2 separate regions of the Homo sapiens genome follow, and region 2 is linked to region 1. The links are chromatin loops, found by intact Hi-C in ENCODE. Cell type or tissue: heart left ventricle. All regions are shown on one strand. Each heading gives the region's core, and the rest is flanking DNA. Links, peaks and the distances in the headings are about the cores only. Region 1 overlaps DIS3L2 (DIS3 like 3'-5' exoribonuclease 2). Region 2 has its middle 6.8 kb from the start of NPPC.

Evidence for each region. Peaks named below come from ENCODE experiments on the same cell type or tissue, not always from the same donor. Only the 100,000 strongest peaks of a DNase experiment are listed, where the experiment ranks them.
Region 2: it touches region 1 in a loop (2.6-fold over the local background); 2 of 110 quality-filtered maps call a loop at or near these places.

The regions. Positions count from the first base shown.
Region 1 is chr2:231,980,948-231,997,295 of GRCh38, forward strand. All of the region lies in intron 1 of DIS3L2 (DIS3 like 3'-5' exoribonuclease 2), which reads left to right. Among named protein-coding and RNA genes, the nearest start is that of DIS3L2, 27 kb to the left of the region's middle. RefSeq lists an enhancer at 8,974-9,595. In heart left ventricle, for the core only: no CTCF peak of the experiment used is centred there; no DNase peak of the experiment used is centred there.
Region 2 is chr2:231,927,090-231,939,263 of GRCh38, forward strand. No RefSeq gene overlaps it. Among named protein-coding and RNA genes, the nearest start is that of NPPC, 6.8 kb to the left of the region's middle. RefSeq lists an enhancer at 1-651. In heart left ventricle, for the core only: a CTCF peak has its summit at 3,082 (motif pointing left); DNase peaks (open chromatin) are centred at 3,182, 3,732, 4,501, 7,242 and 1 weaker place; H3K4me3 peaks cover 176 bases; H3K27ac peaks cover 2,720 bases; H3K27me3 peaks cover 2,670 bases.

The DNA of each region.
Region 1 (16,348 bases), core at 3,536-11,535:
TTTTAAATTTTAATTTTTGAGACAAAGTCTCTGTTGCTCAGGCTGGAGTGCAGTGGTGCGATCTCGGCTCACTGCAACCTCTGCCTCTCAGGTTCAAGTGATTCTTATGTCTCAGCCTCCTGAGTAGCTGGGATTACAGGCATGCACCACCATGCCTGGCTAATTTTTGTATTTTTATTAGAGATGGGGTTTCTCCATGTTGGGCAGGCTAGTCTTGAAATCCTGACCTCAAGTGATCTGCCTACCTTGGCCTCCCAAAGATCTGGGATTATAGGCGTGAACCACTGTGGCCAGCCTTCCTTCATGTTTTTAAAAATAATTTTAAAATTCAAATTAGATTTCACACCCTACTAGCTTGTGATTTTGGTTGCTACTTAGAATTGATCTTTTTTTCTCCTTGCATTTTCAAATTTATCATTGTTGGCATATAGGCATGTTATCAATAATATAATTTGTGAGTATGTCATTTTAGATGTTCTAGATAGTCATTTTATCTGTAAATAATAAACACATAGTCTCTTTTCCAATATTTATTCCTCTTCCTTTTCTGATTATGTTGGCTAGGGCTGCTCCAGCTTAGTGTTGAGTTGTAGGTGGTATCTCCTCCTAACTGTAATGGGAATGTCAGTAATGTTATACTGTTAAGTATTTTATATATATATATATATATATATATATATATATATATATGAGACATATTTACATATTATATATCATATTTATATATAAATAAGTTAACATATGTTTATTTTAATTAAGTGCTTATTAAGTGTCCTTTTTTTTAGATGTTTAATACTAATTGGTGGCCAGGCGTGGTGGCTCATGCCTGTAATGCCAGCATTTTGGGAGGCTGAGGTGGGTGGATTGCTTGAGTCCAGGAGTTCAAGACCAGCCTGGGCAACATGGAGAAACTCCGTCTCTACTAAAAACACAAAAATTAGCTGGGCATCATGGTGCGTGCCTGTAATCCCAGCTACTCGGGAGGCTGAGGCATGAGAATCGCTTGAACCTGGGAGGCTGAGGTTGTGGAGCTGAGATTGTGCCACTGCACTCCAGTGTGGGTGACAGAAGTGAGGCTCTCTCTCAAAAAGAAAAAAAAAAAAGAAATACTAGTTGGTGATAAATTTTGTCATATTCTTTTTTGGACATTTGTTAAGTTCACCTCCCCCTATTGCTATATAGTGAGTTATATTTAATAGATAGACTCTTATAGGATATACTTGCTTGAGTGTGTAATCTTCAATATATTGTGGGGATTCATGTTGTTAATATTTTATTTAGGATTTTTGCATCTATGTTCATAAATGAGATTGGCCTGTATTCTTTGCTTTCCTTACTTGGCTTTGCAATCTAGAATACACTTACTTACAGCATGGTAGCGGGTTTTTCATCTTAGTCTGTGCTTTGGAATAGTTTACCTAACATGGGAAGCAAGATATTATATTTGTCTTTACATTTGTTTATGATGTATTATATATTCAATACTTACGTATTTCATCTTTCTGCAGTTAAATCTTTCAATCTTTTTATGGTTTTGTGTTTTATGATAACTTCTTTAATCTGTCAAGTTTAGTGTGAAGTAGATAAAGAATGTTTTATTTCTTTTCCCTGTATAGCTCCACTATTATATTACCATTTAGTGAGAAATCTTTTTTCTATTGATCTGAAATGCCTCCTTTATCATATACTAAATAATTTCTACATTTGGATTTGTTTCTTAGTGTTTTATTCAAGCATTTTTTTTTTTTTTGAAACAGAGTCTCACCCTGTTGCCCAGGCTGGAGTGTAGTGGCAATATCACATCTGACTGCAACCTCTGCCTTCTGGGTTCAAGTGATTCTCCTGCCTCAGCCTCCCAAGTAGCTGGGATTACAGGTGCCCGCCACCACACCTGGCTAATTTTTGTATTTTTAGTAGAGACGAGGTTTCTCCGTGTTGGCCAGGCTGGTCTCGAACTCTTAACCTCAGATGATCCACCCACCTCGGCCTCGCAAAGTGCTGGGATTACAGGTGTGAGCCACTGCACCCAGCCTCAAGCATCTTTTAAAGATAATTTTTGGTAAACTCTTTTGAAAACTAGATTGAAAGACAAGTATATTTTTAAGCTGACTTTAATGCATTTTAATTAATCAGGCTTTGCTTTAGTTTCACTCTATGTATTTTACATTCCTCTGCCTTTATTGGAAAAGTTATTTGAGATCATCAGAGAGGAGTTTTCAGTGGATCTCCTAAGCTTGGTTTTAGTGGTGTATTGATTTACTGAGGCTGCCATAGGAAAGTATCACAAACTGAATGGCTTATAACAATAGAAATTTATTATCTCACAGCTATGAAGGATAGAAGTGTGAGATCAAGGTGTTGGCAGGGCTGGTTCCTCCCAAAGGCTTTGAAGGAGAATCTGTTGCATGTCTCTGTTAGCCTGTGTTGGTGGCTGGTAATCTTTGGCTTGTAAAACAGGGATCCTGAACTGTCCGTGGCCTGTTAGGAACTGGGCCACAACAGCAGGGGATGAGTGGTGAGCAAGCATTACTGTTTGAGCTCCACCTCTGTCAGATCAGTGGTGGCATTAGATTCTCATAGGAGTGCGAACCCTGTTGTGAACTGCATGTGAGGGATGTAGGTTATGTGCTCTTTATCAGAATCTAATGCCTGATGATTGAGGGCCAGGCACAGTGGCTCATGCCTGTAATCCCAGCACTTTGGGAGGCCAAGGTGGGTGGATCACGAGGTCAGGAGATCAAGACCATCCTGCCTAACACGTTGAAACACGTCTCTGCTAAAAATACAAAAAATTAGCTGGGCATGGTGGCATGCACCTGTAATCCCAGCTACTCAGGAGGCTGAGGCAGGAGAATCGCTTGAACCCGGGAGGTGGAGGTTGCAGTGAGCCGAGATCACGCCACTGCCCTCCAGCCTTGGCAACAGAGTGAGACTCATCTTAAAAAAAAAAAAAAAAGAAAAGAATTAAATGTAGTATAAGTGGAACAAAGTTCTTTATTATAACAGAGTTTTCTAATTATTATTGGGATATAATAAAAAGGCTATTTTTGTGTATTGTTTTTGGGCATTATTGAACTTATATTCTAATACTTTTTGCGTATTGGATTTTCTAGATAGTGATTTCATTTATAATTGATCATTTTGTCTCATTTCTAATATTTATATCACCTTTTTTGTTATGTAGCAGACTATCTCCTTTAGAACATTATTAAATAACAAATAGCAGGCTTTTCCTATTCTTAAGTTAATAGGAATGCCTCTGGTGCTTTATCATTATTCATATGTTATTTTATGTTGCTAATTTTTGTTTAAACATTTTTCCTTTTAGCTTTTATTTTTAAATTAAACTTTTTATTTTTATTTTATTTTTTGAGATGGAGTCTCACTCTGTCACCCAGGCTGGAGTGAGTGGCGTGATCTGGGCTCACTGCAACTTCTTTTTTTTTTTTTTTTTTTTGAGACGGAGTCTGGCTCTGTCGCCCAGGCTGGAGTGCAGTGGCGCGATCTCGGCTCACTGCAAGCTCCGCCTCCCGGGTTCACGCCATTCTCCTGCCTCAGCCTCCCAAGTAGCTGGGACTACAGGCGCCTGCTACCACGCCCGGCTAATTTTTTTTTTTTTGTATTTTTAGTAGAGACGGGGTTTCACCGTGTTAGCCAGGATGGTCTCGATCTCCTGACCTCGTGATCCGCCCGCCTCGGCTTCCCAAAGTGCTGGGATTACAGGCGTGAGCCACCGCGCCCAGCCAACTGCAACTTCTATCTCCCAGGTTCAAGCAAATCTCCTGGCTCAGCCTCCTGAGTAACTGGGATTACATGCGTGCGCCACGGCACCCAGCTAATTTTTTGTATTTTCAGTAGAGACAACATTTCACCATGTTGGCCAGACTGGTCTTGAACTCCTGACCTCAAGTTATCTGCCTGCCTCAGCCTCCTAAAGTGCTGGGATTATAGGCATGAGCCACTGTGCCCGGCAAATTAAACTTTTTATTTTGAGCTACTTGTAGAATCACATGCAATTGTAAGAAATAATGTAGAGAAATCCCGTGTACCCTTCACCTAGTTTTTTCTTGTGTAACTAAGGTACAGTATCACCATCAGGTAACTGCACATACCTTATTCACATTCTACCATTTTCACTTGTACTCCGTATTCAGATTTTACCAGTTTTGCTTTTACTCATTTGTGTGTGTGTTCTGTCACATCTGTAGATTGTGTGACCACCACCACAGTCAAGATAAAGAAGAGTTCCATCACAAAGATCCCTTGTGCTACATTTTCATAGCCACAGCCATTGCCCTCTCTCTCTGCCTCCCTAACCCCATCTAAGCACTAAACTCTATAATTTTGTCATTTCCAGAATGCTATATAAACAGAATCATATAGTATGTAACCTTTGAGATTGACTTTTCTTTATTCAGTGTAATTCCTTTGAGATTCATTCAGATTGGTGCATGTATCAATAGTTTGTTTTTCTTCATTGCTGAGTAGTATTCCATGGCATGCATGCATCAGAGCTTGCTTAACCATTCATCTGTTGAATGACGGTTGTTTTCAGGATTTGGCTATTATGAATAAAGCTGCCGTCAGCGTTCATGTGCAGCTTTCATTTCTCTGGAATAAATGCTCATGAGTGCATACACCCTTTACTTAGACTCATCTGTTGGTAACATTTTGTCCCATTTGCTTATTATTTCCTTCCTTTCTCTCTCTCCACTTTTCCATACACACACAAATATAAACTAAAATTTTTCCTTAACTGCTTGAGAGTAAATTTGACTACATCCTTACTCCCACATACTTCTGTATTTCCAAGAATTAAGGATATTTTCTTACATACTGTGATGGTTAATATTAGGTGTCAACTTGATTGGATTGAGGCCTAGATAGCTGGTAAAGTATTGTTTCTGGGTGTGTCTGTGAGAGTGTTGCCAGAGGTGATTGACATTTCAGTCAGTGGACTGGGAGAGGAAGACCCACCCTCTGTGTGGGCGGACACCATCCAATTGGCTGCCAGTGCGTCTAGAACAAGTCGGGTAAGCTGGCTTGCTGAGTCGTCTGGCTTTTATTTTTTGCCCATGCTGGATGCTTCAGTCCGCTCCTGGTGCCCTTGGACATCAGACTCTGGGTTCTTCCGCCTTTGCACTCTTGTACTTACACCAGTGGTTTGCCCGGGGCTCTTGGGCTTTCAGCCACGGACTGAAGGCAGCACTGTTGGCTTCCCTACTTTTGAGGCTTTTGGACATGGACTGAGCCACTAATGGCTTCTTTCTTCCTCAGCTTGCACATGGCTTGTAGTGGGACTTTGCCTTGTGATTGTATGAGCCAGTTTTCCTTAATAAACTCCCTTTCATATATGCATATAAACTATTAGTTCTGCCCCTCTGGAGAACCCTGATTAGTACACATACCCACAGGAAAGTTATCAACTTAATTTAACATAACTTTTGATATAGCTTTTATCAGATCTATCATCTATAACAATTTTGTCAATTCGCCTAGCAACGTCCCTTTTAGCATCTTGTCCCCTTCTAGTACAGGGGCTGGTCTGGGTCCACATATTGTGTTTCATTGTTATGTTTCCTTTACCTCCTTTAATCTGGGAACAGCTCTTTACATTGTCTTCTGTGACATTGGCATTTTTGAAGAAGCAAAAATGAGAACTTTACATGTATTGTCTCCTTTAGTACTTAAGACAGCTCTACAAAGAAGCTTTTATTATTATCGCCTCTTTTAGATGATGAGAGGGACAGAAAGATGAAATAATTTGCTCAAGTCATCTTAAATGGTAGAACCTGGATTCAAACCTGGGTGTTTTGACTTCAGAAGCCTGTTTAACCACTGAGCTCTACTGTCTTTCATTAATCTTTTAGCCTGTTTGTAGTAGCACTTGACCTTTCAGAAACTGAGAACCAGGGAAACTATTTTCTATATTGGCTGACATAAACAAGTATTTAATTTGTTTTACAGTAGATGATCCATTTTGTGATGACTTCAGATATTTCATCTGTTGCTTTTAGTTGGAGTTAAAGTTAGGTCTGCATCTGATTAACATTTATGGTACTTTATGGAAGTATTAAATAGTTTAAATGAAGTTTTAAGCATCAAGCAGCTGGTTGTCTTGCATATTAGAAATAGAGTTTATAGGAAACCCTAAGTTGTCTGGGCTGTGTGTTTCAGGCCAGATAAGGATAGTTTCTTCCAGGACATTCTTCAGGGCTTGGTCTAGTCTTTGTTAATTGTCTCAAAGAAAGAGCTCCACTATCCCTGGAGGAAGGCAGTTTTCTAATCTCTCATCTTTCTGGAAGGTTTTCTTTGTAATAAGATGTGGCAATTAAAATGTGCCTTATTCTTTCTAAGATTCTTTTAACGTCACTACCATCTGAAGTAATATGAAATACATGTGTATGGGTTTGCCAAGATTGCAGTTTCCGTGGGAATCATAACATTGGATTTAATCACATCTGGGTTAATGAAGCGTGCACAAAGGCTCTGCATGAATATAGGTTTTATATTTAATGTGCATCTGGAGGCAGCAAGGTCTTAGTGATGTAGTTTCCCTGTAAGTGACAAGTTGAACACTTGCTAGCTGAAGGTTTAAGGTAATCCCAAGGCTAGGAACTTTGCCACGGAACTGAGGTCCTGCACCTTGACCCTCAGTTTAGAAGGCATGCGTAAGCACTGGGAATCTGGAGCTCTTTAGTGGAGCTGGAGGCCCAGCTTATTTCCCTGGAGTCTGTAGACTTTGGGTTTGTTTTGTCTCCATGAGAAGCAGGGATTACAGTGCTGGTGTTTTGACTTCTTTTTTTGAAGTGGTAGGGAGAAGAAGTACACCAGGTCTGTCATAGTTGTACTTTGGTGTTTTGGGAATGATTTTGGTCATTTTTCTTTTTCTTTCTTTCTTTTTTTTTTGAGACAGAGTTTCGCTCTTGTTGCCCAGGCTGGAGTGCAATGGCACGATCTCTGCTCACTGTGCGCGACCTCTGCCTCTTGGGTTCAAGCGATTCTCCTGCCTCAGCCTCCCAAGTAGCTGGGATTAAAAGCATGTGCCACCACGCCCAGCTAGTTTTGTATTTTTAGTAGAGACAGGGTTTGTCCATTTTGGCCAGGCTGGTCTCCAACTCCCGATCTCAGGTGATCCACCTGCCTCGGCTTCCCAAAGTGCTGGGATTATAGGCGTGAGCCACCGCACCTGGCCTATTTTTCTTAGATTGTTTTCTCTGCTGTCTACCTGACGTTTTATAACTATTAAGTTCATGGTGATGGTCCTTGAGAGTGGTAGTGGTTTTTACGTGGAAAATCTAGAATTTTGGATTGCTCCAAACCCTAGAATCACTATCTTTCAAACTCACTCATGTTGAAGGGCATGAATGTGGAACTTAATTTCTCCACGGAAAGTGGAGCTAGAGTGAGGGTTGTCTTTGTAGGGCCTCTCTCAGGTCCACCAGTGCCACGTGCTTAGCTGACAGACCAAAATCAGAAAGTTGACTTAGAGGTCATCAAGCTTTCCCTATCTATCTGTGGTCTGTTTTAGTATCTTAGTCATTTTACTGTTTAGAATTTTGTGTCCTCCATTCCTCCAGATTCCTTGAATAACACTAGACTTCTCCGTGACTTTGAGGGTAAATTACAACTGGTTGTGACTTTATATGTCATCTTACAGGAGTGTTCTCCAAGACATGACGTGGATCTTGTGTGTAGGCAGGAAGATGGTTCTTAGCAAGGCCTTACCGTGCTTAGGGCTGAAAGTCTGTTGGTAGTAACTTCCAGATGTTTGCAGCCGCAGTCCTGAGAGTAGTAGGCATTGTTGTAGCAATACTTTCCCAAGACTAAGGCCATGATATAACTGACATTTTTGAAAAAAATAAATAACTAACACAGAAGCTAGATTGATGTTAATCTCTTGTGTAAAATAAAAACAAGTTTTTATGAACACTGACATTTTATTTGAACTGATATGAACCTAGGGAAAATTACTTTCAATTCTTGTATGTTTTAGTCATTTTGTTCAGTTGATTATAGGTTCTGAAAGTCACATATTTTTCCAAATTGCCATGGTAAAATTGGCCACGTGGATGAGCTTTGCAACCCTTTTTTCCTTTGTCTTATTACTTTTGAGACTAGTGTATGGAGATGTGATGGCTCGGATTACCGTTGAAATTATGCGTGTAGATAGTGGGTGAGTTCTTTCTCAGCTTTATTTTTAAATAACTGCTTCTGTATCACAGCATGAAATTTGGATTGAGCTTGTGGTAACCTTGCTCAATAAAATTTATGCTTTCTGTAAGTAAAGGCCCTAAGTGATAGTAGTTGTTGCTGAATTGTTTGCTAAATAGAATATTTTGCCAGTGTGACCTGTAAATGGGAGTTTTAAAAATGTATGTGTCAGTATAATTGTGTGTGTGTGTGTGTGTGTGTGTGTGTGTGTGTATGTGTGTGTTTGTATAGAGGCGTAGATGAAAAATCTTTGGCTATTAATTGAAAATTATTTAATTTGATGATGAATGTATGGTAGTTTCTTACATTTTTTCTACCTCATGGATGTTTTAAAATTTCCAAAATAAAGAGTAAAAGAGTCTCCCCAAACGGTAATTAAGAAAAGGGACAGGGGACTGGGCACAGTGGCTCACACCTGTAATCTCTGCACTGAGGGAGGCTGAGGCCGGATCGCTTGAGCCCAGGAGTTTGAGGCCAGCCTGGGCAACATAGTGAGACCTTGTCTCTACAAAAAAGTAGAAAAAATTAGTGGGGTGTGGTGGTATACGCCTATAGTCCCAGCTACTCGGGAGCTGAAGTGGGAGGATTACTTGAGCCCGGGAGGTTGAGGCTACAGTGAGCTGTGATCGTACCACTGCACCCTAGCCTGGGTGACAGAGTGACATAATGAGATCTTGTCTCAAACAACAACAACAACAAAAAGATAAGATGTAGGTTTTATTTGCTAGGGAGTAGAGACAAGGGTCAATGAAATAGATGTCATGATTTCTAAAACCTTCCAGGGTGGCTTTTTCAGTGGTGCTGAAGTACTGCCCCTGAGTTACTTCAGGAGAGAGAATAGAATTTTACTGTTGTTGCCTAGGTTTACTGATCATGGCAGAGGTATTCCAGTGTGCTGCCCATACATTACAAAAAGAAACCCTTTGTGTTTTCTTTCCACAAGATCCTTTTATTTGATATTTGGAGCCAAGTGTGAATTCTGACACCAATACCTTCCCATGCTTCTTTAGGTTTTGATTTTTTTTTTTTTAAAGATGAGGTTTTAAGATGAGGCTTTTAATTAGTCTCTATTGTTTTGCAAGTGTTTCTCTCTGTTCCTTCCTTCACTGGATGGATGGAGAGTGGTTTCTTATTGTTTCTAAAGTACTTGTGTTTGACTTGTGCTTTTTGCCACTCTCCCTAGAATTTGTCTCCGAAGTCTGCACATTTTTCCCAAAAAGAAAGGTTAGAATAAATTTCAGAGGGTTGAAAATGCCAGTTTGATACGAAAGTCTTTAAAGCATAGGAAGAAATCTTAGTCGCTTCAGTGTAATAATTCTGTAGATGACTTTAATCGTAGTAATAAAATGCGGGAAAGAAACATGAGATTGAATTTATAATGTTATACTGTACAGAGTACACATGAGAAATCAAGCTATTTGTTGAAACAATTTCCACCTTATAACATTTTTGGGCCTTATTTGGTAGCAAAGCTTGTATTTGAGATCTCTTTCAATTTTGGTTTTGTATGTTTTGTCATTGCAAATCTTAAATTTGTTATTGTGTGATTTATGGCCAAAACTCTGGTACTTCAGTGGCATTAAGATGATTCTGTCTTTATTAGGCAAGTAATGATACTGTAGATCCACTCAAGCAGTATCCTTCATGTACTTCCTGCCATTACCGATGTCCTGTGTATTACCAAGATGTGAATATACTAAACTCCAGCATTCAAATAAATCTTAAATAGACTCCGAGTTTTTGGAGTGCTATATGAATTTATAAGAGAATTTCAGAAGCGAGAGAAAGTTTAGTTGTCTTTAAGAGTTTTCTTTTTTTTTTTTGAGCTCTGCCTCCCGGGCTCAAGTGATCCTCCTACCTCAGCCTCCCAAGAAGCTGGGACCATAGGCATGAGCCATTGTGCCCGGCTAATTTTTGTATTTTTTTGTAGAGATGGGGTTTTGCCATGTCGCCCAGGCTGGTCTTGAACTCCTGGCCTCAAGTGATCCGCCTGTCTCGGTCTCCCAAAGTGCTAGGATTACAGGCGTCAGCCCACTCCAGCCTAAGAGTTTTCTTAAATTCCGTAATGTGGGAAATGTTTAATATTTTGACGGCAACTATTATTGTCTTTAAATTATTTTTATTTTTTAGAGACAGGGTCTAACCCTGTCTCCTAGGCTGGAGTGCAATGGCACTATCATAGCTTACTGCACTCTTGAACTCCTGGACTCAAATGATCCTCCTACTTCAGTTTTCTGAGTAGCTGGGACTACAGCATGTGCCACCATCTGGCTAATTTTTAGATTTTTGGTAGAGATGAAGTTGGGCTATGTTGCCCAGGCTGGTCTTAAACTGCTGGGCTCAAAGGATCCTTCCACCTCAGCCTCCGAAAGTGCTGGGATTACAGGCATGAGCCACCATACCTGGCCTTAATTGTCTTTTAAATTTAGAGTTGAAAAACATTACAGAGGCTATTCATTATTTTCCATCAGGGTATATCATATTATTTGCATTAGGGTATATTGCCAAACTGTGCCTGTAATTCCTGATGTGACATTAGGCCGTAATAAATTCTCCTGTTATCAAGAACATTTATTAGGTGTGTACCCTGTGGGCATGGTGTAGAAGTAGGCAGAAGACATGATCCCTGCTCCTCAGTAATTTACAGGTTTTGAGAGTACACAGGGCATCTCTTTTAATGACTTCATTCAGTAAGCATTTCCTGAGTATCCACTGTGTGCTAGCCCTTCCAGGAACTGGGGATACAGTGATGAACGGGACATACAAGGCTCTACACTCTTGGAATTTACATACTGGAACCCTCAACACTTCACGTGCTAAATGATGAAATTGTTAAGGACCTTATGAGGGGAGGTATTACTTTGCTGTGGTATGGTTGGGAAGGCTGTATTGAGGGATGAGGACTGGAGCTGGACAGGCGTGAGACTGTTCATTTCCCACTGTGTATTCTGTGGAACCTGCTATCAAAGATTTCGTGGTCAAATAGATGGAAAACATGACCCACTTGGGATTGTGGAGAAGGCATCCCAAGAGCTGGAGAAATTAGGTGAGACAGTAGGGGAGAGGATATGGAATTTGAGCTGTTCTTTAATGGGTAAAATTTTAAGAGTGAGGTTGGAGTAGAGGGTGAGTGAACTGTGTGAGAATGTGCAGGGAGCTTGAAGAGTACGGGCCATGTTGGGGGATGCTACCCAAAATGCACCTGTCCCCAGCCTCCCCTCCTACCCTCACAGAAGCTACCCATTGTCCTTGGCTCCACCGTGTCACCTCTTCCATGCTTTCTGTGTTTTAACATGCTCAAGTTTCTCCTTTCATAAAAACACCAACAAAAAGGCAAACTGTCTTTTGCTTCCACCTTTCCCGCTTCATGGCTAAATTTCACAAGCAATCAACAGCTCACGAACTCCACATCCCCCCAGCCCATTCATTTCTCAGCTGATTTCTTTTTTGTGTTATCCCCATTGCTTCCCCCTTGCACCTCTCACTGAGCCCCTTGTGATATCCATCCTGCTAAGTGTAATGAACACTTAATGCCTTATTTCACTTCTCTTAGTGACATAGGGCTTCATTGCCCTCTGTCTTCTCGAAATCTTGATTTTCTTTCTCTTTTCCCTGCTGCCAAGCCTCCAGGAAGTAGAGAAAAGACATTTTCTTGACATCACACTCTTCCAAGTTTTCTCTTATATCTCCCTCTTAGGAGGCCATTTTTTCTCAGTCTTTGCAATTTCTGTTCCCTTCTCCCTGGCTATTGAACTTTGAGGCTCCTCAGAGTCTCAATCCTAGGTCCCTTCCTTTTTTTCTCGATATTCTTCCTAGGCTGATCGCATCTGTGTTCAATTTCAGTTGCTTTGGTTATGATTTGTTCTCTGGTGACTCCCAAATTTGCTGTCAGCCCAGATGTTCTTCAGAGCTCCTGACTTTTGTGTCCAGCTGCCTGGTGTTGCAGTCACCTCAAACTCAGCACGTCCAATTCTTGGCTGATGATCTCTACCCCTCTATCCTCATTCAATAACCCTGTCCTGGTGCATGTAACTCCCGTCCATCCAATTATGTAAGCTAGAAAATATGAAGTTATCTTTTTTTTTTTGAGACAGAGTCTTGGAGTGCAGTGGTACGATCTTGGCTTACTGCAACCCCTGCCTCCCAGGTTCAAGCAAGTCTCCTGCCTCAGCCTCCTGAGTAGCTGGGACTGCAGGTGTGAGCCACCACGCCTGGCTGATTTTTGTATTTTTAGCAGAGACAGGGTTTCGCCATGTTGGCCTGGCTGGGCTTGAACTCCTGACCTGAGGTGATCCACCTGCCTCGGCCTCCCAAAGTGCTGGGATTACAAGTGTGAGCCACCGCGCCTGGCTGAGATGGCTTTTTTTCTTTATCAGTAATCCTTGACTGAGGTCAGTAGTCCCCCAGTTACCTCTGAGGGTCTGCATCACTTAGGTTTAATTACCTGGAGATTTCACACAGATCCTAAAATGATATATTGTAGGTAAATGGTGTCCAGGTAATGTCTTTCATTAAAATGAAATAATTAATATACATTTAAGTCCCTCCCTCTCATCCACTTTAATACTTAAGGATAAAACAGGAGCTCATATTCCAACTGCATTTTTTTTTTTTTTTTGGTCTTCTTAGAAGAGCTCTAACGGTTAACATTGTTGAATAAGAATGTCATTGTTGAATAAGTTGTCATTCATCTATGTCAATGACAGGTTCTAGAAATGAAAAAAATAACAATTTATCTTTTTTTTCCTTTGTGAATCATGCTTTTCATGTCCTAAGAACTCTTCACCTAATCGTAGGTCATGATGCTTTTCTCTTATGTTCTCCTCTAAGAGTTTTATAGTTTTTGTATTAGATCTGGGATCCATTTTGAGTTAATTTTTATATATGGTCTGAGGCAAAGGTCAAGATTTTTTGTTGGTTTTTTTTTTTTTTTTGGTCTATTGATGTCCAGTTGTTCCAGCACTATTTGTTGAAAAGGCTATCTTTCCTCCCTTGAATTGCTTTTGCACTTGTGTCTGAAATCAGTTGGACATATTTGTAAGGGGCTATTTCTGGGATCTCTCTGTTGTTCCATTGGTCTAGGTGGCTGTCCCTCTGAAAATACCACAGTCTTAATTGCTATAGCTATATAGCTTAAAATCAGATAGTATGATTCCTCCAACTTTATTTTTTTTGGTCGTTCATTATTTTAGTTATTCTAGTTCCTTTTCATTTCTATATAAAATTTAAGATAAGCTTGTCTGTATCTACAAAAGATCTTGGGACTTTGCTAAGAATTATGTTAAATGTATAAATCAGTTTGGGGAGAATTGATATCTTTACTATGTCATGGTCTACTAGTGTCAACAGCTTACCACTTTAGGTGGAACATAGGAAGCTTACCACGATTTAGGCCCCTTTACCCTCCCTGCTTTATAGTTACATACATTGAAAACCACATCAGACAATATTATACTTTTGCTTTTAATTACCTAATGTAATTTTAAAAACTCAAGAGGAGAAAGTCTAGTACTAGTACACTTAACTATAAAGTTACTCTCCAACATTAGTTACTTTTTACTTGTAAAATTCTATTTCTTTCAAAATTTATATTTTAGTAAGTTTCTTTCGCTTGTGTTTATTTTTTCTTTTCTTTTTTTCTTTCATTCTTTTTCTTTTTTTTTTTTTTTGAGATAGGGTCTCACTCTGTCACCCAGGCTGGAGTGCAGTGGCATTATCATGGCTCACTGTAACCTCAACCTTCTAGGCTCAGGTGATTTTCTCACCTCAGCCTTCTAAGTAGCTGGGACTACAGGTGCATGCCACCACATCTGGCTAACTTTTTGTAGAGACGAGATCTCACTATTTTGCCCAGGCTGGTCTCGAACTCCTGAGCTCAAGTGTTTTGCCCTCCTTGGTCTCCCAGGTGTGAGCCATTGGGCCCTTTCATTACTTTATATACATTGTTTAAAAATATTCTGTAGTTGTCTTTTTTTAAGACCTGAAGTTATTCTGTACTACATTTTGCTATTTTTTCTTTCTGACTGTCAATCGTGATGGCTCTTTCCTTATGTGCTTTGTAAGCATTTAGCAGGCTTTTGACTGTAGGCATATTCTGAAGCAAATAGTTCTGAGAGGAGTTTTTGGTTCAGCAATGGGTGCCACCAATCTAGGATCACTTTAAGTTCGTTTCTATGCTTGGGGTTCATTAGCTGGACCCTATTGTGTGAATACAATCCTGGGTTCTGAATGTTCAGAGGAGACTTTCCTATGGAACCTAGATCAAAACAGACACCTGTGATTTTTTTTCCTTCACCAGCTGGTGTATTTTTTCTAGCCTATTTTCTCACTGAGATTGTTCCCCTTCAAGGGTCTGAGTTTTTTCCAAGGGGCTCACTTCAACCTTTCTACATTTTGTATCATCAAAGCCTTAGAGTCTTCAGTCCCTCTGCGGCTTTAAACCACTCTTGATACTAACACCAGAAAGTGCTCCCAGGGTCTCTATAGCCTCAGTTTCTACTTTTTCTGGTTTCTGGCTCCCACTTGATTTTTAGCTCCTGGGGATTTTCTTTTCTTTCTTGAGAACTCAACTGTGCATTTTAAAAGAAACTGGTAATATTTTGTTTAGCAGTTATAATAATTCAATAATTCAGTATCAGGTGGTTTTTCAGATATTGACTCCACTATGTTACTAGAAATAGAAGATTTTGACACACAGCTTCCAAACCATTCAATAAAGTATAGATTATTGGGTCCCAGGAGGGACTCACTCTGGTTTCTTTAAAATTGGTCATTTGGGACAAAAGTTCTTCCTGTCTCTCAGGAGGGGCTGTGGTAGCGACACTTGTCCTTAAAAGGAAGAAGCATGGGCATCTTTAGTACTGCCCTCACATCTGCCAAACAGCTAGAGAGGTTCAAGAAGGAAGGGAATGCTCAACTGTGTCAAGTGCTACAGCAAGGTCAACTAAGATCAAGACTGAAAATTGACAGTGGGATTTCACAATTAGAATGTCTTTGCCAGAGTAATCCCATGGAATTGGGAGGATGGTCTTTGGTCCAGGCAATTCCTGTTTTTCTCAGGAAGAATGACTTCTTGTTTATCAGTATGTGGTTATTTATTTTATGCTGTCTTATTTTAATACTGTCTAGCTTCCAACCTTGCCTTAGATAGAGTAGCTATGTCTGTCATAGAAACTGGATTCAGCCATAGATTGTAGGACCTATCTTGTATACACCTAGGTCCTTAAAGCTTTTGTTTATATCTCAGGTGAGGTCATCAGAAGGAAGAACTGAAGAGGTAAGAGCCCAGCTGGGGTATTAAAGTAAGAGAAAGAATATAATGAGGTATTGTCAGTTTTAACATGAAGCCTCTATTTTGTGGAATTTTTAAAAATTATGAAACAATTTGAAACACACAAAAGTAGAGAGAATAGTGCATTGAGAGAATAGTGCATAACCCAAATTTAGTATTTTTTGTACATTTGCCGTGTTTATCTTTCTTTTGCTGAAATATTTTAAAGAAATCCTGACATCATTTATGTACATATCTTAACTATGCAATGTGAACATTTTCACATGTAGTCAAAATGCTGTTATCACATCTAATATAAAATGGATTATTCTTTACTACTATACATAAGACTGTGGAGGCTTTCTATTTTAAAGTCCTTTGAACATGCTGAGATTGTTCCTCCTTTTCTGTCTTTATACTTGTCATACTGTCTGTCTAGAAGGCTCTAGTCTGTGACCTCCACATGGTGGCCTTAGTGACAGTATTATTTCCTCAATAAAGGCTTTCCTGATGACTGAACTAAAGTAGTGTCCCTTTCCCCCACCCTGTTGGCCACTGCCTCCCTGCTCTGTGTCACTGCCTGTGTGCTTGTGTATTGTCTGTCTCCTCCCCTAGATTGTAAGCGCCATGAGAGTAGGGACCTGGTCTGTCATGGTTATTGCTCTATGGCCAGGGCCTGAAGCAAGCCTAGCCTATTGTAAGGAAGCAAAGGTTTAGAAACAAGTCAGCTATTAGATTAATAAAGATTCCAAAATTTGCTTAATATTTTATAACCATTATCTCTTCCTACAACTGATTTCTATTCCAGAGCTTTTCTTTTCTCAAGAGCTTTAACCAACAGCTGTGTTTGCAAAAAGTGCTGGG
Region 2 (12,174 bases), core at 1-8,000, 57 kb before region 1:
GAGGGGACTGCGAGCGCGGAACCAAGATATTCATGCTCATGCGTGTGCTCCGCGGCATCGTATGCTCGCCAGTTACTGCTCTAGGTTCACGTTCAGCCGGTTTCGGCCACACAGAACGTCCCGGGGTCTGACTCCGCTGGTGAACTCCCTCTGTGGGAACAATGCGCACCTGACCTTGCCTGCACCCACGCGAGGATCCGCTGCTGGGGGAAGCCCGCTCCAGTATCCTGTGCACTTTCACAGGCTGGGGAGAGAGCTTCCTAGCCAGCGGCCCAGTCCAGCCTCTGCCAGCCGTGACAGGTGGTCAACTTCCCGTTTTTGACTGTAGAGAGGTCCCCGTGGCTCTCGGGACATGGCCACATATCCCTACCACTCACGAACTTGCTCTCCTTGCACTGGGCTTCTCGGTCCCTTGGACACTAAGGAGTGTGGTGGGCATTTGGGCACTGCGGTGTGGGCCGCAGAGGCGGAGAGCCCAGATCCCCCGAATTGATTGAAGAGCAGGAATCTATGACTGGCTGCTGCTGAGCAGGACGCAGGCTGGAGAGAGAACAAATGTTGCCGCAGGAGTGCAGTGGCTGTCCCCAGGCGTGAAGGCGATTCTGGGGAGACAGTAGCCCAGACGAGATTTTCCAGGGAGAGGAAGCTGTGCCTGAGGCAGGAAGGCAACTGGAGTGAAGAGGGGCTTGGAGAACCAGGTTCCCTCCAAGCCTCCCTCTTCCCTCCGTGGTAGTGAGCCTGGTCCCAGAGCTGCTAAGGCGGCCGCATCATGGTCTGCTCTGTCGGCACCTTTCTCAGGCTACCCCTTCCCACTCTCATACCCTGACTCACAACATTGGAGCAACCACTACACAGGTCACTTTGCTTAGGAAACAGCTAACACCTGAGGTCTGAGTTTGGGGCAGCAAAGTTTCCTGATCTCCAGGAAGATCCAGACATCAACAGGGCACCTTCTGTGGATTCTGGTGAATTGAGTCACCACCTCCACGCAGCCCCCCAATTCCTCTCCGTGCTAACACCCATAGAGTGGCACCACTCTTTCATTTGAGGAGAAAGGAAGAGGAACTAGAAAGCAGTATAGGGAGGGGTATCCAGGTGGGCTGTGAAAGTTCCCTCTGCTTTTTGCCTGCTGTGCAAAGAAGGATGTTACCATCTGGAACTTCTCTGACACTTGCTTTCTTTATACCTGTTTAAAGAGTCAGGCAGAGCCACACAGACTGACTCTAGAGTCAAGCACTGGGCTGGTTTCCAGGGGCCAGCAGTACATCCTCTAAAGCCCCTTATTAAGGAAATCTTCCGCTGTTCATGGCTACTTCCTTCTGTCTGAACGTCCTTAGGTTGGTCCTTCCTGTCTTCTGTGTTCCTAGACACATTCGCGTCCAGGTGATTGACTATCTAGGTCTCCTCTCTGTTTGAACTTTGAGGCTAAATTAATAAAACTGACACCCCCAACCTACTGTGGCAGAGCCGATTCCCTGGACTCACCTTCCCATCTTTGGAAGGGAAATCTGGTGAGCTGCCACTCCTGACCACTGGGCGGTGGTCATCTGCAGAGGGAGGCTTCCCGGGGGGCAGGCTGTGGAGCAGCTTCTGCTTAGCTGGGGCCTGGGAGGCAGGGTGGGTAAGAGTCAGAGGCCTGGGCAGGAGGGGCCACCGGGAGGTGTGCCATCAGCACATAACTGCCTTGGAGATGAAGGTTTCCCCTCTCCCTTTGCTTTCCTTGCCTGGGGAGCTGCAGAGGACGCCCACTCTTCCTCCTGAGCCTAGATTTGGAACTCAGGTCCCTTTTTGTTGCTTTTCCCTTACGAAGTCTGCTTCTTCTGCCCCAGGCCCCAGGGGCATGGCCTGGGAAAGTTGAACTCACTGAGCAGCTGAATATGAGCTATTCAAGTCATTTTATTGACTGCTCAATTTTAAATTTCCTCCTAACGGCAAAAGAGGGAGAAAAGGCCCCAAGGCCGCGGTAATTCTGTAAGGAATCATGTCGTTCTCACTGATCTCGCTGATCTCCCGGTATCTACTGAGCATCCCTGAAGCCTGCAGGGTTCCATCCAGCCGGGAAGAACCCCCTAGCAGACAGACATGAGCTTTGTAGGCTGAAAAGGACAATGACAGGGAAGGGGACAGGTCAGGCTGAGGCCACCCAAGGAGGGCTCCTCCTCCAGCCTGGACTAGCAGGGTGGGCTTCCTGGAGAAGGAAAAGTCTGTGCTGAGCCTGGAAACACAGGAAGAGAAGGGAAGAGAAGAGGAAAACCTCGACAGAAAACCAGGCTAACAGTGGAATGTACTAGAGTCAGGCCTAGAGGGGTGCTGTTTGAGAAAAACCAAATGAGAGGCCTCACCAAAGGGCAACACAGAGGGCAGGGGAGGCCGATGAGACTGCAGAACCCCATGTGCCCAGACCTCGGGAGGGTGGAGTGCTTCAGGCAGGGGTGCCCAGAGGAGGCAGACTAGGGAGAGGCAATTCTAAGGTCGATGGTGTTCTGGAGGTGGGGGGTGTGATGGAGAGAGAGGAGCCTGCTGAGCTCTTGGGGGTGGGAAGGGCAAGTGAGCTTATTGGGGGTGCCTGAAGATGAGGCAAGGGGAAGGGGGTCAGCTAGGTGTGGGGGAAGTGGGAGGGAGCAGGAAGTGGGAGGCAGAGCCAGCCTGAAGCATGCAGAGCCTTCAGTGTCAGAGAGTTGCATGGGCGAGTCCAGGGTATCAGCTCTGCCACAGTAGGCTGGGGGTATGCAGGGCCTTCAGCGTCGGAGAGTTGCATGGGTGGGACCATTTTCTCCCTTCTGGCCCTCTGAAGGGCGGGACCCCGTTTTGTGGGCCCCTTTTCACTCTTTCCCTCCTCCCAGAAGGGCAAGGTGCGACTCTGACACCTACTGGAGAGGGGCCCTTCCTTGGGACAGGCGATGTCTGGCCAGGAATCAGGATGTGATAGAAAATGAGAGTGGGCCCTGGTCAGGATGCCTGGTGGGAGAAAGGCGTGTGGAAGGGCTGCTGGGAGGCTGGGGAAGGAGCAGCTAAGACAGGACTGTCCAGCCTAGGTCCCCAGGAGGGAGGAACAGGAGCCCCGCGAAGCAGCGCCCCCTCCTGGCCCCAGGGCTGCAGGGGAGGGCTCTCAGGCACACTGGAGGGGAGGATTGCAGAGCCGCCCATCTGTTTCTCTGCAATTGTTTATCCCGGGGCCCCCTTCCAGCTGCATAATTTCTCAGAGAAGACACTAAACAGGCAGTGAGCGAGTCTTGAGGTCAGGCAGGGAAATTGCTGCGGGACACTGGCCAAGTCCCGTCACTGCTTTGGGCCCTCAGTTTCACCACCTGTAATTAGAAAAACACTGTCCTTGTCTTCTAGACAGGGCAGAGTGAATCTGGGGCCTGATAAGAGGCTTCCAACCTCTCCCTGGCCAAACACAGCAGGAGACAGCTGAGGCAGAAGAGAGATCTGAATGTCACTGCATGTCCACACATACTTTTGGGTGAGAGGACCCCCACAGCCCCCGAAACTCCCCAGGACTGTTTAGTGGTGCAGCCCCTCAGAGCACACAGAGGCCGGGGCATGGCCAGGTCTCCTTGAGCTTGGTACCTTCCTCCAGGAGTCCTGCACCCATGGCGCTGGACTGGAGTACTGGAGGAGATGGAGGCCAAGGAAGCGTCATTCATCCTTCACGGGCCAGAGATTCCAGGAAAGCTTAACCTCGTTGTACCATGAGTCTTTGACCCCAGGACACCCCCATCTGATGAGCCAGCTGCCCTCCTTCCCTTTCCCAGGGGTCCTGCCAGCACCTGCTCCAGATGGCCTCCAACCCCACTGTCCTACGCAGTCCATGACGTCAGAGTTCATTCCTCCTTTCCCCTGCTTGCCAAAAAGAAAAGACAGGTCCTCCACAAATAGGCTCACTTCCCTGGGGGAATCAACAGCTCTCCATCTGGCTGTCAAAGGGCAGGTGAGTGGGGCAGTGAGAGGCTTCAGCCCTGAGAAAGTGAGCAGGATAGTGAGCAAGAGGGCCTCCCCAGCAGAAAAGAGCTCAGCACCCCAACCTCAGCTCAGAGCCTGCACCAGATGTTTGCAGAGCAAATGGATCTGCTGCCAAATTCTTGCCCTAGGGACAAAAGCTTGCCTTGGCTAGACTCTGGTAAAATGTTGGTCATATGGAGCTTTTCCAAGCAGTGAGCCGCTCTTTTCCTGCTCTGGGGGGTCCCTGCAGTGAGCCCACCTTCTTGGTTTGTACCTGGAGGAGAATGTCTATTGTCTGGTCTTGGAGACCTTTTTTCAGATTTGATAGGGGCCACAGTCTTCAAGGAGGAGGGGGCTTCTCCCTATGGATAGAAGGGACCACCAAGTATCTTACAGAAGCCCCCTAACTTGGCACCTTCCCAGAAGGGATCATGGAATGGACTTGCTAGGATCCAGGACCACCAGTCACCTCAAGGGAGCCGTGTCTCTGGATTTTCCAAGCCAGAGACTTCTCTGCAGACTTCTGCCCCGTGAGTGTGTCATCACCCGCTGCCTCCTGGTGAGCGGTCAATTTCTAAGATGAGAATGACCAGAAAACACTTGTAAGAAGCGGACATGACCAAGCCAGATGCTGATGAGGGCTGGAGGGAACAAACTTTTTGCAATCTGGGCTCCACAGGGATTAGAAAACACTTTTAAGCCCAAAGCCCATAAATTGTTCAAAAAACCACCATTATGCCTGTGTGAATTGTCTCTGGGCCCAGTGTGTAACCTTACACAACAAATGTTTCCCGAGGATTGCCCAAGGTGGTCCCTGATGTCCAGTGTACACTTGGCAAGGAGAAGAAAGGTCGTTCTCCTGAAATGATGACCTGTTTTGTCTTGTGGGGGAAATAATTTATGAAATAAAATCCCAGCTTAGAGTCGTGTAGGGTTCAGAACTTCCCAGGAAGCAGCTGATTAAGGATGTCGATGTCCACAGAGGTGGTAAGGAGTAGAGGCGAGTGTCCATGTGACGTGAGCACGTGTCCATCCATGGTTGCTGCTGCCCGGCATCACAGCCCACTGGAGAAGTCGAATCATCATGTGCTTGCTTTCTCGGGCACCCTTGCAACCTGTGCCTGGGTATGTGACCTGGACTGCCCCAATTCCGTTGCACCAGCCCTGAGTTTCAAATTGGGTGCCATCGTCTCAGAGAAGCCGGGTCTTCAGGGAATGCTCTGAATCATACTACAAGAGGAGTTCCTGGGCAGGGTGGTGGTGGCAGTAGGACCCACTGTTCTGTGACAGAGTTGTCATTGATAAAGGCTGGCACATAAAGGCTGGCCCCAATGGCTTGCACTGAGGTCCTCCCTCCACCTGATCCACACTTGATGTTGGCAACTGACCCTGGGTGAGTTATTCCCGAGCCTTCCTGACTGCTCAATGTAATGGTGCAATCTTGGCTCACTGCAACCTCCCAGCTTCAAGCGATTCTCCTGCCTCAGCCTCCCGAGTAGCTGGGATTACAGGCTTGCACCACCACGCATGGCTAATTTTTGTATTTTGAGTAGAGATGGGGTTTTGCCATGTTGGCCGGGCTGGTCTCGAACTCCTGACCTCAGGTGATCCACCCACCTCGGGCTCCCAAAGTGCTGGGATTACAGGCGTGCGCCACCACGCTCGGCCTCCAATGCCCTTTTAATGCATTCCTTTCCACTTCCCTCAGCCAGAGCCGGCTTCTGTTGCTTACACATCAGCCACAGGCATCTCCATGCCCTCGGTGCCCACTGCTTGACCTCCCCCACACTCCATTCTTGGAATAACCATTCTGCCAGAGCCCTACTGCCCTCGCAGACAGCCCCTGATGTGACAGTGAGGACATCTGGGGGTGTCCTTGCCTTCTTCCCTCAGGGATGGATAGAAAGGCAAAGGGGATAACATGTGGAGAGGCAAAATTAGGGGTCCCCAATGGTTCCTCTATGGAAATAGCAAAGCAAATCCTCAGGGCAGTGTTCAAGGACTGGGCCCAGGCCGACTGCTAGCACTGCTGTCTTTAAAAATCACACTCAAAATCATTTGATGGAGATGATTCTAATGATCACACTGCCTCTAAAGAATTAGTTGCTGACCGTAGCTTGCAGCCTGAAGGGGGAGCGTTCACGTAGGTAAAATGAATGAGACATATGCTCACATGCATTACTAAATCAAGCAAATATTTCTAACTTCAGCACCTTCTTACCCCATTAGATGCAAATGTGTTCCTCAAGCAGAACAGGCCTCACTGAGCTTGCAGACACAGGGTGGCGAGTGAGGTGTTACAAGAAAATCCAGAAAGCTGGGTGGTGGCTGAGCCGGGGAGGGCGGGGGAAGGCCTGGAGTCTGCAGGGTGGGAGACAGGGCATCTGGCTTCAGAGGACGGAGCCCAGACATTGGAGCCCTGCTCCTTCCTGTGACCGGAGGAAACTTTGCAGGGTCAGAGAAGTCGTGTCAGACTCTGGGCAGCCTGTCCCCAGACCTCCAGATGCTAGACCCTGCCTGGATCCCAGGCATGCCACTTTCTGTCTGTCCCCTTGAGTTCCATGGGCAGCAGAGCAGTGGGCAGACGGGTGGTGTGCCTGGGTTGCTCCCTGAGAACCTCCCGGGAGGTGAGGTTGCTGGAGAGGAGCGTGTGACCCTCAGGAGTGCTTCTGGCAGAAGGGCCTGGCCAGGACCTGAAGGGAAGTGAGAGGGCCCGGGAATCTTTTCCAGGGTGTGCCCCCTCTGCTGAGCCCTGAGGCTTGCCCTCCATGGGACTGTGCCCATTGCTCCCACAGGCTGCTCCCCTGGCTCAGCACAGGCAGCCAGGATCCAGCTGTGGAGTCCCTCAGCTCCCGAGCATGTTGTTGTCACAGCCCTGGTGGCAACAAACCTTCCTTCTTTCCCGCCACCAGCTTCTCCAGGGAACCCCTGTGTCCGCCTCAGTAGCCCCACCTCCCAGCCCACTGCCTGCTAAATTGGTAGGTGACCAGTAAATGCACAGCGACTGACTCCCAGCACTGCACCGGGCCTCAGGGCACAGCAGGGACAGGCCTCCTCTGCCCTCAGACAGAAGGTGCTGGCAAAGTGACCAGCTGCCCCATTTTGCAGATGGGGCTGTGGAGGCCCCCGCTGGCTACATGGTCTGCCCTCAGCCACATGGGCTCAGCAGGCTGCTGCAGCCACATGAGTGAGTGGATTGAAGTCCAGCGAGCCACAGGGACCGGGCTGGGGAGCGAGCAACCCTGCTTCCCCGAGAGCACATGTGCCGAGAGGAACAGCTGTCTCCACCCCGCGCGCAGTGGGCTCCCATGGGAATGTGGTGTGTGGCTTGGCAGACAAACAGACACAGCTCCTCCACCACCTGTGGCCGTTTTCGGGGTTGGGGGGCGGTTCAGAGCCCTGGGGCCTCTGCCATATCTGTCAGTGGCCATTTCTCTGGGACCTCATTGTCCCTTTTTCCCATTCTTTCCCTTTAAGTTCTGGGAAGTCTGGAAAGGACGAGGCCAGACTGATTGGGAATGTTGTGGCTGGAAGTTTTGGGAAGGCAAGAGCTCTAGTTTCAGAACACCAGCTCTCTCGGTGGCCAGTGTGTAGTGGTCTGAGGCCAGAGCACAGGAGGTGGGTGGGGTAGGGTTCTGAGGCCTAGACGAGGACCGCTGCCCACAGGAACAGAGCAGGGCCAGGGGACATTCTCTCTCCAGTTGTCTGTGACATCAGGACTGCTGGGACTCACCTGGGACTCCATTGCTGCTGGACCTGGCACACAATGGACGCCCTCTTGTGTGAGACTGAATGAATGAACCAGCTCTGACCTTCTGGGAGAAACCTCCCCTCATACCAGCCACCCGGGGTCCCTGAGGGCAGGGCCTCCATTTCTGCCCCCTCTCCCATGCTCAATGACTCTTCTGGTTGACACCCACCTGGGAGATGGCCTCTGGTTTCAGGGTTGCTGCAGATTCTGGGACTGAGACAGAAACAAGACAGCAGTTCAGCCTGGGCAGGGCCTGGAGGCCAGGCGGGGTCCACCTGGTCACAGACTGAGGCCAGGCCATCACTAGGGGTCAGGGCTGGAGTGAGAGAACCAGCTCAGCCCCCCAGGACGGAGGCTAAGCTCACACAAAGCTCTGTGTTCTGCCTGCAATCACACAGTGGAAATCAGGGCAGCCCTGTGTCTCCTGGGGGCACAAGGCAAGGGCTGGAGGCTGGGAAAGGAGCTGCCCCTGGCGGTTATCTGACCCCAGGAGGACTTGCCCAGCAGCAATGAGCTCATGGACCCTGGAGCAGAGCTGGGCAGTGATGGGAAAGGAACTGCATATGTTTGCTGGAGATCTGGAGGCGTGGGCCTTTCACATGAGCTCATGTGATAAGATGCTCCCAGGCCTCGCCAAGCCAGGGGCCCATGGGCAGCTGCTTCTGTAGGAGGAACACTGTCTGCCGGCCCTGCTGGCCTCTGCCCTGCACACACCTTCTCTTGCTTCCTTAGAAACTGCAGGCTGAGCCCAAGGAAGATGACCTGGCGATGCTGAGCTTATTTGGGTGGAATGATGAATGGCCCCTTAAAAATCAATCCTCCTTAGAAATTTGGTATAGAATATTTATCCAATGTTACAGTGCGAGGTAAACAGAAAAGTCAGACTAATAGCAAATATGCACAGCTCCACTGATATAACATGGCCTGTCTACTACTTCCCTGGTTTTCAGATCCTCCGGCAACTTTTGTGTCTAGTTGGATTTGAAGTGCACATAATATCTTGTGATCAACTTTCTCATGTAATATGATTTGATAAAACCTTTTCCATGAACCTTCATAGTCTGCAATGTAATGGTTCACAGTCAGGATTTGGGCTGTTTTTAGTGTCATGTGCTTACAAATATCGCAGGTAAAAACATGCCTATATAAACAGAGTTTTTCTCTTTTCTTTCTTTCTCCCTTCCTCTCTCTTTCCTTCTCTCCTCTTTTCCTTTCTTTCTTTCATCTCTCCTCCTCCCTCCTTCCCTCCCTCCCTCCCTTCCTTCCTTCTCTTTTTCCTCCTTCCCTTCCCTTTCCCTTTCCCTTTTCCTTCCCTCCTTCCTTCCTTCTTTTGTTTCTTTCTTTCTAATTGCTGGTTGAAAGGGTTTGATAGCATAAGCACTCTTTGTGGTTTGGTTGAATTTTGTCAGCCCTGTGCCAATGGACATGACCTGGTATATGGGCTTTCTTAAGTATTTTTATCAGAGTGTTAGATATATTGATATTATTATTTTCATGTTTACTATGAAATGGCCTTTCACTGTATGGCTTTTCTATGCTCATATACAGATGTTTACACATTTTCAAGATGTTTTGAGTTCTCGTAGCCTCCTGCACTTTTCTTTGACTACATGCTTGTGTGGTCGCCTGGCTCAGGCCATTTCTCCCAGGGGCCATTTGTTCCTGGAGAGCAGGGATCTTGTTTGTTTTGCTCTTGCTACCCCAGCACCCAGCCTGGGTAAGTCCACTATAGAGGCTGAAAGTGTGGACCACATAGTGGCTTTGATTCTTGCGAACTGGGTATTTTCACCTACATTACATAGACAGGAGACTAAGCTCAGAAATGTTAAGTACTGGAGTAAGCACCATGGCTGGGACTGAAACTCAGAGGTCTGTCTGCCCTGAAACCCACACTTGGTCCTGACACCAATGTCTCCGTAGATAGGGGGAGCATACACTTTTATATTCTTCTGTTGTGGTTTTAAAGAATGGTTGTGTGAGTGTGTATGCATGCGTGTATTTAACTTTAACCTGTCTGGAATGTTCTGTGGTAAATGGTGAGTAAAGACCTGTTACTCGCATGTCACTATTATCCATTTCCCATATGATGTAGTGATAATTGTTTCTTTCATCATTTTCTCTTCACTTGATTCATGATAAATATTCAACTCAGATAAATATGTTCTGCTCTTCCGTAAAGTTTTCAGAGCTGCTGCATGTGTTCTATAGACTAGTAGGCATTTTCCCTGGTTTTGCCTTAAAATAAAAAAGATTTCCCAAGCAGTTGCTTTCTTATATAAATGTTATTTTTACTTTATAAACTTTTATAAAAGTAATTTTAATTAAAATAGTTGCATTTCATTTTCATTAAACTCTCTCTCTCTCTTTTTTTTTTTTTTTTTTTGAGATGGAGTCTCGTTCTGTTGCCCTTGCTGGGGTGCAGTGTCTCGACCTCGGCTCACTGCAACCTCCATCTCCCAATGATCAGCCCACCTCGGCCTCCCAAAATGCTGGGATTACAGGCATGAGCCAACGCGCCCGGCCTCATTAAACTCTTATTATGGGTTTTTAACTTTATTGTATTGTAATCAGATAATATAACTTATACAGGTTGAATATCCCTTATCCCAAATGTTTTGGACCAGAAATGTTTTAATTTTGGATTTTTTTGGATTTTGGAATATTTGCATTATACACTTACTAGCTGAGCATCCCTAATCCAAAAATCTGAAATTCAACATGCTCCAATAAGCGTTGCCTTCGAGCATCATGTTGGTCCTCAAAAAGTTCTGGATTTTACGCATTTTGGATTTCCAAGTTTTGGATTAGGGATATTGAAACTGTAATATTTATGAGATTTGAACTTTCTTGAGATTTTCTTTTTCTTTTTTTTAAGACAGGGTCTTGCTCTGTCACCCAGGCTGAAATGCAGTGGTATGATCACGGCTCACCATAGCCTCGACCTCCTGGGCTCAAGTCCTCCCAGCTCAGCCTCCCAAGTAGTTGGGACTATACGTGCGCACCATTACACCCAGCTAATTTTTTTTTAATTTACTGTGTTTTTCTTTTTCTTTTTTTTTGAGATGGAGTCTTGCTTTGTAGCACAGGCTGGAGTGCAGTGGCGTGACCTTGGCTCATTACAACCTCTGCCGCCCGAGTTCAAGCGATTCTCCTGCCTCAGCCTCCTGAGTAGCTGGGACTACAGGCACTTGCCACCACACCTGGCTAACTTTTTGTATTTTTAGTAGAGACAGGGTTTTGCCATGTTAGCCAGGATGGTCTTAATCTCCTGACCTCGTGATCTGCCTGACTTGGCCTCCCAAAGTGCTGGAATTACAGGCGTGAGCCACCATGCCTGGCCTTAATTTACTTTTTTTGTAGAGACGAGGATCTCACTCTGTTGCCCAAGCTGGTTTTGAACTTCTGGGCTCAAGCAATCCTTCTGTCTCGGCCTCCTGAAGTGTTAGGATTACAGGCTAACCGTGAGCCACCATGCCTGGCCAGATTTTCTTTTGTGCCTGAATATTTGTTGTTTTTATAAATATCTCACGTGCATTAAAAATATGACTATTATTTGTAGGGGACAAAATTTAATATATACAACTTTCTTAATTATTTTCTGTATACTTAATTTTTGGCAATTGATTTGTAAAGGCTAATAGAACTGGATAAAACCCCCATTTATTTGGTAACTGACTATTTCAATACTTGTCTGGACGTTATTATTGCTTTCTTCTGTGCAGCACTAACTTCTTTCGGAAACTCTCCCTCCACTCTAACCCTGTTTTATTGTGGCCTACCAATCTCAATAACCCATCTCTTTTATTATAGACACAAGCACATGACCCAGATCCGGCCGGACCCAAGCCCCCAGTTGGTCAATGACAGAAACGTAACTCCAGCTCTAAGAAACTTTATTGGTTGCATAACCAGGAAGTCCAGGGCGAGAGCCTATTTATTCGCTGGCTCAGAGGCCAACAGATTCAGTGATTTAAGTGATGTTGAGCCTCTCTCTTTCTCCCGGTAACTTCTCTGCCTCCATGTGATGGCCTTATTCTTTCCTACTACAGAGCGTCTTCCTCTGTGTGGTAGGGGATGCAGGCAGGGAGAGTGATGCCCTCAGATGTCTCCTCTTAGGTCTAGACAGAATCTTATGGAAGGACCAGCTGGCCTTGTTGGCCTTGTTTGACTTGTTAGACTTGGCCAGTCACTGTGGCCAAGGAGATGGTTTTTCATAGATTGGCCAGACTTAGCTCAAGCACCCATCTCTGGGGCCCCAGAGGCGAAATATGAAGATTGCTTGCCCCAGCAGAACCCTGGAGAATGAGGAAGGGATGAGTCTCTAAAGGAAAATTGATAACTGGTAACAAAAGGATGAGGGAAAAGGGTGTTGGGAAGGGAAGAACAGATGTCTGCAATGGGCTGCACCCCCTGGCTATACGATTGGTTCGGGAATGGGCATGTGACCCAAGCCAGCCAATTAAAGAACTTCCAGGGAT